Linked DNA regions of Homo sapiens: region 1 is linked to region 2. A link is an interaction called in ENCODE POLR2A ChIA-PET data of the cell type or tissue named here. Cell type or tissue: Panc1. All regions are shown on one strand. Each heading gives the region's core, and the rest is flanking DNA. Links, peaks and the distances in the headings are about the cores only.

Region 1 (3,798 bases), core at 568-3,067, 89 kb before region 2:
TATAACTGGATGAGCTCTTGTGTGGATTAAGATAATGCATCTAAAGGGATTAGCACCACACTTAGCTTATAGAAATATTTAGTAAATCTAACTACCAATTTTATAAAAGAGTCATTTACAAATTGCCTGTATCAGAATCCCTGTGGTGCTAGTTTAAAATGCAGATACCTGGACCCATCATTGAGTCTACTGAATCAGAATCTCTGAAGGAGGACTAGCATTTTTAACAAACTCTTGGTACTCTAGAGCTGAAGGAAGGGGCCCTGCTGGAAGCCATGTGCACACATGGCTGGATGTGGTCAGAACCATTTCCAAAGAGACACACTTAGCATGTAGAGCTAAGTGGGAGTATGGTTGGAAGGCTGGGGTGCAGACAGGAAGGGTGCACATTTCCACTGGGCTACAGAGATTTAGAATGACTGCAGTGTTAGAACTGAAGGAGAAATCTATGCTCTGCTTCACCATATTCCTTGTCAGCTAAGAAGCTCATGTCCCAGGACAAAAAAAAAATTGTCATCTTGCACCCCCTTCCTTGCCCAACTTTCTTTTATTTTTTATTTATTTTTTTATTTGTTTGTTTATTTATTTATTTATTTTTGAGATGGGGTCTCATTCTGTCGCCCAGACTGGAGTGCAGTGATGCAATCTTAGCTCACTGCAACCTCCGCCTCCGGAGCTCAAATCAATCCTCCCACCTCAGCCTCCAGATTAGCTGGGACTACAGCTGCGTGCCACCATACCCAGCTAATTTTTGTAGAGACAGGGTTTCACCATGTTGCCTAGGCTGGTCTTGAACTCCTGGGCTAAGGGATCTGCCCATCTCGGTCTCCCAAAGTGTTGGGATTACAAGTGTCAGTGACCCTGCTTGGCCCCCTTACCCCATTTTCACACAAGCTTTCCTGCCAAGATAAGTCAAGAGAAACTGCATTTTTTTTTTTCAAGCTAACTGTAGGCAAAATTGACCCTACTTATCCAAATAGGCCCAAGTTATTTCTGAGGCCTTTGCACTTTTTTTTTTCTCCCTTTATCCCACTTCTTAGCCCTACCCTCTCTTCTAACTCCCTGGCACCTTGTACCACCTCATTTTTCTAAATCCCAACTAAGTGTGTTCTCCCTTATCTACATCTCATGCCTCCCTTCTACCTAGTACAGGATGGAAGGACAGGCAGAAGCAGTTGGTGGGGGGCGGGGGGTGGACATGCTTTAAGGCAAACAGAGCCAAAGTCCCATCTGGAAGGAATTCCACCCCACTCTGTAACACTGTTGAGGAGAACCAAAGCCGGCACTACCTACAGACGAAGGCAGGACTTTACCTAGAAAACAGGCTGAACCCACTCCAACTCATGGTTCCATGATGAGTGAGATCCCCAGAGTTCCAGAGGATAACTTAGAAAACTTTGGCCTAGAAAAAGGCAGATGTTACGAGTTGTCTACCACAGCCATAGAAAAATCTCAAAAGTGGTCTGAAAGAAGATCTGTCTTCAGCAGTTGAACTTTGTGAACCTACCAGGGCCCCATATTCATTTTTTAAAAATCCTTTGCACCTATTCATATTAGGCAGTCAGTCCACAAATTATTTACTGAATATTTATCATGTGGCATCATCCTAGATTCTGAGAATACTAGTATGTAGATTGCATTACGTTTTTAAAAATAAGCTAACTTTAAGTGATTCTATAATCATATGCTATGAGGAAGAGAATATTTGGATAACCTGGCTGGGCATGGGTGGGGGTGGTTAGGAGAGCCCTGTCTCTGAAGGCAGCATTTGAGTTGGGACCTACCTAAGAGGAAGGTGGTAGCCATGTGAACTTCCAGGGGAAGGGCATTCCAAGCAGAAAGAAAACAATTGCAAAGACCTTGAAATGGGAAGAAGCTTGGCAAGTTTCAGGGACAGAATGAAGGCATCCAATACGTGTTTGTATTGAATGTGTGTATATTGAGTATCTCATAACACACATGACTGGGAGCGAGCCTCGGCAGAACTTGAACCATGGCATTAGTGCATTATCAATTACTTTCTTTTAATTCCGTGAGTATTTAGAATTGTCTCTTCCCCTCTCCCTCCCCCCACCCACCACACCCCAGTGGTAGGCACTGGACTAAATGTAGAAGATAAGAGATGCATCCTAAAGTGCCTGCCTTGAGCAGCTCCTAACTGGTGGTGGAGACAGATCCCTAAGGACACAGTTAAGGCAACTTTTTAAGTGAGTGACGGCCCTGGAGTGGGGATGTCACCAGGGCCTGTGGAAGCTTTCTTTCATTAGAGGAAGAAAGGCTAACTCCTCCAGGAGAAGGACAGAGAGCTTTTACATAAGAGGTGACCTTTGAGTTGAGCCTTTTAAGATGAATAGGATTTAACAAGATTAATTGTTCCTGGCAATACCTCAGACTAGATATTCTGAAAAATTCTCCAGCTACAAAACACCAAAACTGCTGAATTAAATACAATAAATAGTCTTTGAAAACCAGGAATGTAGCATCTGCCAATACTAGGAACCCAGAACCCTGGAGAGAGGCTGCGATGGGGGTAAGCAAAGACAGGGCACAAGAGACAGAACCCAGGGCATACACAGGTGGGGAGTAGGAAGTGGGACTGCCCACATAAAGCCAGAGCCTTGAAGGGCCACAGCCTCCTCACAAAGGTAGGAGAGGAAAAAGTATCTGTGCCTTAGCGAAGGCAAAGCACATAAAAATGTATCTTGTTCATCTCAGCCTAGGTGCTAGGGAAGAAAAAGAGAAAACAGAAATGTCTCCTGAGAGAATTAGTAATGACAGCCAGCCCAACTGTCACCCAGACTGGGGTTTGACTACACCAGTAACTCCATTTACATCCCAAAATTCCCAATGGCTCAAGAATGTACAGCACCATGTACTTGAGGAAGATGGGGCAAAGGATAGGCCAACATCAGGAGGTTTGTTAACGATGCACTTTGTTAGGTCCACCCTTAAGGTTTGTGGATTTCTCAGTATGTAAGTTATATCTCAATAAAACCTGTTTTCAAAGGAGGAGAAGAGGTTCAAGTGTGGGAGTAGGGGGAGAGGAGTAAAAGAAGAAGTAGAGGTTGTTAAATGTCCAGTTCTACACTCCAGTTTATGTGTCTGTACAACTTCCCTGTTATGGACTGAATGTTTATGTTCCCCCAAAATTCATATGTTAAAATCTTAACACCAATATGATAGTATTACAAGGTAGGGCTTTTGAGGGGATGATTAGGTCATGAGGGTGGAGCCCTCATGAATAGGATTAGTGCCCTTAAAAGGGATCCCAGAGAGCTCTCTCACTCTTTCTGCCATGTGCGGATGCAGTGAAAAGACAATATTCTGCAACCCAGAAGAAAGCCCTCACCACAGCCAATTTATACTGGCACCCAGAACTGTGAGATATACATTTCAATTGTTCATAAGCCACCCAGTCTATACTACTTGGTAGCAGCAGCCAGAACTGACTAAGATGCTCCTCTCGATGGGAGGTTTCTTCTCTGGAGAAGGTAAAAGAGTCTCTGCACTGGGGGATATCAGGAAGAGTTGAGGGCACAAATACGGTAAGCAGAAGAATAGGTGAACGTGTGCAAGCAGGATACTGTGCTTTCCATAGCTTCTTTCCTTCCACTTGGTTTTCAGAACCTACAAGCTGTGATCAAAAGATAATGACACTGAAGACCCCCTAATAAAATGGCCCAGCCAGACCACCCTTGATGCCTTTCAAACCATCCTCACACCATTCAGATGTCCCCTAGTTATTTTCAGAAATAATTTGAGACTTTACCTATGCATCATTTTTAAGATATTGGATTT
Region 2 (8,032 bases), core at 2,901-5,400:
TGTCCCTCACACAGCATAACTGCTCTATGTAAAAATGGACTCTGAAAACAAGTTGATGAATAAACATGTACATATGTTGACTAAGTCTCTGAAATGTCCACTGCAACATTTCTACTTTCACTACATTACTACCCCCACAATACTTTAAGACATATTTAATATACAACAAAATTATGCAATAGTAAAAAACCTCAACTCTTAACAATTAGAATACTTACTTTCTTCCTGCATCCGGGCTAGAATCTGTACATCAGTTACATCATTTAGCTTATAATTGGATCCAATTGAATCTTCATCTAATTCTGAAGCACTTAACTCACTATCTATAGAGGACTGAGGACTGAGTGGAGGATTTCTGTCTGAGCTTTTCAAGTTACCTTAAAAAAAAAAAAAGAAAAAAATTCAAACTCTGGTAAAGCAACTATTGAATAAATGCCTACTGCAACTAACTTGATATTATACCCTTTGATTTAATTCATTCTTGTTCTGCCTTTTCTGCTTAAAAAATTCCCTGAAATTAGAAATTGACCTCATTAAGAAAAATGAGGGCTACTGAGACTCCTTTATATGCTATGGCATAAACATATTTTCATCTAAGTATAACTTATCTATTCTCTTATGTAACAATTCAGCTTTCAGCACAGTGCCTGGCAAGTAATTGGTGTTCAATAAGTATATGTTAAGGATTTCAACTTGCACAAGATAGCCAATGAAACTGCTCTATAAATAGATGAGTTTATGATGTAGTGTTTTCTTCTCCCGAATTCACAGTCATTGACAAACACCATCATCTTTTCCCTCATTTTTCTAAATGAGAAAACTATAATTTGAATAAAATTAGATTCCTTAGAGATTTTAGGAACAAAGACCATGAGGCTTGTTTCTCCTACATTATGCCATGTTTAAAGTACTTTATCATTCTAAACCAAAAGGAAGACAGAAAACAGGCCAGAGGAATAAAGAATACACACATCCAAAAAAGTCTAACTTGTTTCTAATGAAATATTTTCATCAGATCGTCAACTTTTACTAAATAATGAAATCCCAACACTGTCACTAATATTTCTATTACAGATTTATCTGAAACACTTGTTTTCCAGAATTCTTCACCATAACAGTCAGCTCCAACATGAAAAGCATGTAAGGAGAGCAAGAAGAGTACAAAATAATTAATCTTTATACTATTAATGAAAAAAGAGCAGAGTGCACATGATAGGAAAAGTACTACAAGGTCAGGCTCAAATAATGCCTGAACGAAATTACCTATTTTAAACAAATATTGCAGCTTAAACTTTTTAACATGGTATCATCATAGGTGAAGTAAGTAGCAAGTAACAACCTATATACTACACAAAGAATAGGATCATTAGACTAGGGAGTGCACAGGTCAAAATTTGAGGTGGTTAACCTTAATTTTTAAGGAAGTTATAATAATCAGTCATAACAACAGCTTCAGCGACAATAAGAGTAAATAAATGGGTGAATTGTGAATTCGTGAAGAGTAAGCTACACAATAACAGTCTCAGAGCAGAACATTCTTTCCCTGGTTTATAGCAATCTGGCTTTCCCACATCATTTACTGCCCCCTCACTCTGCTGGTACATTCACCTCTAACCTCATACTATTATTTAGCTGCAGTATCAAAGTTTATTAAAATTCCTATAAAGAGGTTTTAACTCTGTAGTTTTTACAACCCAAGTAGGCTGTTCAATAAGGATCTATTGATTAAAAGAATCACATTTGTAACCCATTTAATTAAGCCAGACTTACAAACTTTTAGGTACTTGCTAAAGAAAATTTTATGTATTTAGCACACTGGCTTATGTTTATACCCCTGGTGCCTAATATAGTACCTGGTGCTAAGTTGCTCCTCAACGATATTTTCTTTAACCAGTTAAAAGTTTCATAAATAAAATGAACTCGAACTGCAGATGAATGTTATTTTCTGATACAGTGCAGTAAGCTAAAAAACATTCCTTAATAGCTCCATATCATTTTCTCCTTACCTGAATTTCCAGGAAGTATAAGCTGTTTGACTATAGGAGGTCGCACTGGGGTTGAGGATGGAGAATTGAAGCCACTGCTGTATGGGCTACTGGCATTTGGACTGTAAGGACTGGTGTAACTCATAGAGTTGAAAGGATTATTATATAAATTCTGCCTCTTGAGAGCTGCATTAATGAGAAGGGGAAAATCAAATTTAACAACTGAGAAAAAGTTAACGTTTCATTTCTGAAGTTTTCCTATTAGAAAACTAAATCATTATCTCAATTTAAATGAAGAAATATTCTTATGGTAGTGGGGGAAAAAATATAATAATCCCAACAAATTGTTTCTATTATCTTAAACTGTGTATGCAAATAAAACAGTAGCCACATCAAACAACAAAAATAATGCAGGAAGAGTAACTCCTAAACAGATTATTGGCCACTTAATTCACTTCTACTATGTTGGAAAGTTTATTCTTTGATACTTGCTGTATCAATCCTGAGTGACCTTTAAAAATAAATGGAATATAAAAGCATACTTATGTTTTCTCATTTTTCTGTAACAAATGTATTACTTTTTATTTTAAAAAATATTCTTTGGGCCAGGCACGGTGGCTCATGCCTGTAATCCCAGCACTTTGGGAGGCTGAGGTGGGCTGATCACTTGAGGTCAGGAGTTCGAGACCAGCTTGGCCAACATGGTGAAACCCTGTCTCTACTTAAAAAAAAAAAAAAAAAAAAATTAGCCAGGCATGGTGGTGCATGCTACTTGGGAGGCTGAGGCAGGAAAATCACTTGAACCCGGGAGGCAGAGGTTGCAGTGAGCAGAGATCGTGCCACTGCACTCCAGCCTGGGCGACAGAGTGAGACTCGTCTCGAAAAAATATATATATATTTTTTTGTAGAGATGTGGTCTCACCATGTTGCCCAGACTGGTCTCAAACTCCTGGTGTCAAGTGATCCTCCTATCTTGGCCTCCTAAAGTGCTGGGATTACAGGGGTGAGACACTGCACTCAACCTATTACTTTTTCTAAAAGCTATGAAATAAGTTGTTTAAATCGCCTTTTCAAAGTTTGGATTTTTTTTTTAAAGCAATACCGACTATTATTAAGCCAGTTTAAGGTCAAGACATGGGAAATCCTTAAAAAAAAAAAAAAAAAAAAAGTCGGCCGGGCGCGGTGGCTCACGCTTGTAATCCCAGCACTTTGGGAGGCCGAGGCGGGCGGATCACGAGGTCAGGAGCTCGAGACCACGGTGAAACCCCGTCTCTACTAAAAAATACAAAAAATTAGCCAGGTGTGGTGGCGGGCGCCTGTAGTCCCAGCTACTCGGAGAGGCTGAGGCAGGAGAATGGCGTGAACCCGGGAGGCGGGGCTTGCAGTGAGCCGATATCGAGCCACTGCACTCCAGCCTGGGTGACAGAGCGAGACTCCGTCTCAAAAAAAAAAAAAAAAAAAAGTCAACCTGAATACTTCTGTCAAAAAAAGAAAAAAAAAATGTGCTATGCATGTAAAATTAAATAAATAGTACAACAGTAGGACTAAGATATCAAATGCATATATTTAAAAAATTAACACTTAAAATACTATTTCTTCCTTCAATCTTTTTTTTTTTTTTTTTTCTCTGAGACAAAGTTTTGCTGTCACCCAGGCTGGAGTGCAGTGGCGTGATTTCGGCTCACTGTAACTTCTGCCTCTTGGGCTCAAACGATTCTTGTGCCTCAGCCTCCCAAATAGCTGGGAATACAGGCATGTGCCACCACGCCTGGCTAATTTTTTGTATTTTTAGTAGAGACAAGGTTTTGCCATGTCTCCCAGGCTGGTTTCGAAATCCTGAGCTCAGATGATCCGCCTGCCTTGGCCTCCCAAAGTGCTAGGATTACAGGCGTGAGTCACCGTGCCCAGCCCCTTCCTTCATATTCTAATATCCACAGCTTATTCAATATTTATGAGCACTGGCAAGAGCACTTTATAGAATATATACAAGAAACAGGATATGGTGCTCTCTCTCTTAAGAGGCTTGCAGCCAAGTACCACAGGCAGAGTCAACAAACATTGCAAGGCAAAATGAAATGAGTACTATCATAAAGGTGCAAAGGGCAATGGAAAGGAAGAGTTAGGAGTAATTCATTACAACTGAGAGAAACTGGGTAAGGCTTTTTGGAAGGAGAGGCATTGAAGCAGTCTTGAGAGGATGAGTAGTAACTTGACAGGATGGGGAAAGTATGTGCTTTACTCAGTATTTATAAGATGAACAAAAGCAGTGTCTCGGAAATGCAGAGCATGCTCAGGTAAGTGTGATAAAGCACAGGGCAGGGACAAAACAGATAAAACCAGCTGGAGCCAGGTCATGGAAGGCCTGAGACACTACGCTCAGAAGTCTGAAACCTAGTTAGTAGGTTTCTAAACCTATTTAGTAGGCCACTAAGCCTATTTAGTAGCAGTGATAAAACTATCTGTGATTTTGATCAAGCATATGATATGATCTGATCAGTGTAAGGAGAAAAAATGACAGAAATCTTGATGTTTAATAAGTTAGACTGAACTAGGTAGTACACGGTGACTAGAAAAAAGGAAAAAAAAGAAAAAAAGGATAGATATTAAAAACTGGAAAGGATTGTTAAAGAAAAGAAATCAGCTGAATGAAATGTCTGGTTTGCCTACTGGTAGTAGTGGTTTTGGGGAGGAGGAACATATGTTTTCTGTTTAGTTAGACAGTGCAGTAATTTGGACCATGTAGTTTTGTACATATTCACCATGAGACAAGATGCAAGATAAAACAATATTTTATATATATTTAGTATGCAGTATGTGGCATGATCTTGGAACTATCAACCTGTGCAGAAATACAGTTGCTAAATTCTACCTTTTTCCTCCTCCTCCATCTCCTCTGGAGTTTATTCTCTTTTACTTAGTTATTAATCACTAGCATTCCAAGTTCTAAGCCTTTTTATCTTCTCAGTCTATGCCATATTCTTTCTCCTAAGGAATCTCAATCATACATCAATTATTATCTATATGCTAAACATTCCTCATTATTTAAATTTCTAGTCTTAAGTTTTCCTCTGAGCTTCAGACCTATATACACCACCCATTTAATGTCTCTCCCCTTGGGTATGGCAAATGTATCTAAGTCAACATATAAGATCAACTCATGATCTTCGCACTAACATCTAATTCTCTTCCAAGGGTCCCTCTTCCAGAATGATCCCAATATTCATCTTGTCGCAGAAGCTGGCAACTTAGAAATCACTACTGATATTCTTGTCCACCATTTCCTCATATTTGGTTCATTCCCTTTTATTACCATATCTACTATGCTTTCCATTCAGCATACATGGCCTAGCTATCATTATCAACCCTCTTCAAAGGCATCCTACATTCACTCTTGCCCCTTTCCAACCTACTTTCCATACTACTACTAGAATAACCTTTCCAAAATAAAATTGATGACGTCCTTCCTGTCCACATACACTACACCCTTGCAGAAAACCCTTCGATATTTTTCTAGTGCTCTTAAAAGTCCACAATTGGCCGGGTGCCAGTTGCAGTGGCTCACACCTTTAATCCTAGCACTTTGGGAGGCCAAGGCAGGTGGATCACTTGAGCTCAGGAGTTCAAAACCAGCCTGGCCAACATCGTGAAACCTCGTCTCTAGTAAAAATACAAAAAAAATTAGCTGGGTCTGGTGGCAGGCACCTGTAATCCCAGCTACTCAGGAGGCTAAGGCAGAAGAATCGCTTGAACCCGGGAGGCAGAGGTTGCAGTGAGCCAAGATCGCACCACTGCACTCCAGCCTGGGCAACAGAGCAAGACTCCGTCTCCAAAAAAAGAAAAAGAATAAAGTCCACAATCTTTAACATGGCCTATAAGGTTTTACAGAGTCTGGTTCCTATGTATCTTTCTGGCCTTATCTCACATCTCTCCTTTCCTTACTCTTCTCCAGCAACTTCTTCGTATATGTCATGCTTCATCCCACATGGAGCCTTTGCACATGCCTTTCTTTTTATCTGGAATGCTCTACTCCATCTCCTTTTTCTGAGATGGAGTTTCACTCTTGCTGCCCAGGCTGGAGAGCAATGGCACGATCTTGGCTCACCACAACCTCCACCACCGGGGTTTAAGCGATTCTCCTGCCTCAGCCTCCCGAGTAGCTGGGATTACAGGCATGTGCCACCACACCATTAATTTTGTATTTTTAGTAGAGACAGGGTTTCTCCATGTTGGTCAGGCTGGTCTCGAACTCCCAACCTCAGGTGATCCGCCCACCTTGGCCTCCCAAAGTGCTGGGATTACAGGTGTAAGCCACTGCGCCCGGCCACATCTCTTTCTTAGCACACTTAAGTTGTTCTGAATCTTAAGGTTTCAGGTCAAACATCATTTCCTAAGGGAAAATTCCTATTTCTCAAAGCACTATACCTTTATTCCTTTATTATATATATATACCACTAAAAAAATTATTTGTAGTATGTTTCCCCTACTAGATGATAAACTCCATTAAGTGCCAGTACAGTGTTCATTTTTCTTTATAATGTACCCCACCTCCACCCTTTTCCCAAAGCCTGATACTTAACAGGTTTGCATTAAAAATTATTTGAATATATGCATGAATGAATGTGATTCAACAGAGGTGATACTAGACACCATATAAACAGATGAAAACACCAAAACAGGGAGAGACATGAGGCAAAAGAGAGATCTGGGGCAACCTAAACCTAAAACAGGCAGAGAGGAAGCAAAGGGAATGGGAAGTTATTGGTTAACACGGGTACAGAATTTCAGTATGGGATGATGAAAAAGTTTAGTATAGGATGATTAAAAGCTCTTTTCACCTGGATATGATAGTGACAGTTGCACAGTAACGTGAATGTACTTAATGCCACAGGACTGTACATTTTTAAAGGGTGAAAATGGATAATTTTGTATTATATAATTTTATGACAATTTTTAAAAGATGGGTAGAAAAGGAAGAATCTTCAATGAAGACTGAAAAGAAAAGAGCAGGGAGGGTAAATGAGGGTTAAAAAGACAATACACTGTCAAAAAAAACAAGTGAAGAAAATTTTAGGAACGAGTGATAGTGCGCTGCAGCGAACCTGAGTGTGAAGGAGTAATAACTGTTCTGCTGCAATACAGCACTTAAGTTCCTAGGAAGCTCTGCCTTACCAAAAAAGTGTATTTAAAAAAAAAACAATCTCCTTGGGAAATGGGGGATTTACAACTACAAAGTTCAAACTTGTAAAAGCCAAAATTTTTCCTTAAAAGATTTTAAATATATATTTCAAATATACATTGTATTTATAGCTGTAGCTATTGTTCTATGAATACAGCTATAAAATTTAAACAATGTTAAACAGATGCAGTACTTAATTACACCTAGTTATGGTTCAAGAGTAACTGCCTCTCTTACACACTCCTAATATCCTCCTTGCAATAAAGCAAAGAGCCACTCACTCAAAATTGCTATTTTTGAGGTGCAGCAGCTTTACTTTTACCCAAGTCCAGGTTGCTAGTCACCAATTGCTAATAATTCATACTCCTTAGGACGTTTTAAACCAGGGGTTGGTAAAATATAGCCTTCAGGCCAAATCTAGTCCACTACCTGTTACATTAAGTAGTTTTACTGGAACACAGCCATGCCCACTCATTTATGTATTGTCTATGGCTGCTTGCATGCTACAAGAGCAAAGTTGAGTAACTGCAACAGAGATCTTACAGGCAACAAAGACTAAAATTGTTTATTATCTGGCTTTTTGCAGAAAAAGTTTGCCAGAGTTTTATTTATTTGTTTACTGTCTGACTCCTCTTATAAGAATATAAGCTCCAAGAAGTAAGCCATTTTTTGGTCTATTATATTCACTGCCATAACTTCAGTGTTGAGAACAATGCCTATTATAGCAGATTCTCAATACATGCTGTTCAATGATGAAAATTCCTAATTAAATTGTAAATTATATTATTTCTAAGGTGGGGTACTGAAAAACAGTTTCTAGGGATATATATGTGTGTGTGTGTATATATATATATGTATATATGTATATGTA

Evidence for each region. ChIA-PET counts read pairs that join two places held together with the same protein. Peaks named below come from ENCODE experiments on the same cell type or tissue, not always from the same donor. Only the 100,000 strongest peaks of a DNase experiment are listed, where the experiment ranks them.
Region 1: POLR2A ChIA-PET joins it to region 2 with 15 read pairs; 4 of 35 experiments call an interaction of 5 or more read pairs at or near these places.

The regions. Positions count from the first base shown.
Region 1 is chr4:48,463,109-48,466,906 of GRCh38, reverse strand. No RefSeq gene overlaps it. Among named protein-coding and RNA genes, the nearest start is that of SLC10A4, 18 kb to the left of the region's middle. In Panc1, for the core only: no CTCF peak of the experiment used is centred there; no DNase peak of the experiment used is centred there.
Region 2 is chr4:48,372,035-48,380,066 of GRCh38, reverse strand. It overlaps SLAIN2 (SLAIN motif family member 2), which reads right to left. Exons shown (of 8, transcript NM_020846.2): 3 at 2,007-2,171; 4 at 219-377. Among named protein-coding and RNA genes, the nearest start is that of SLAIN2, 35 kb to the right of the region's middle. In Panc1, for the core only: no CTCF peak of the experiment used is centred there; a DNase peak (open chromatin) is centred at 3,936.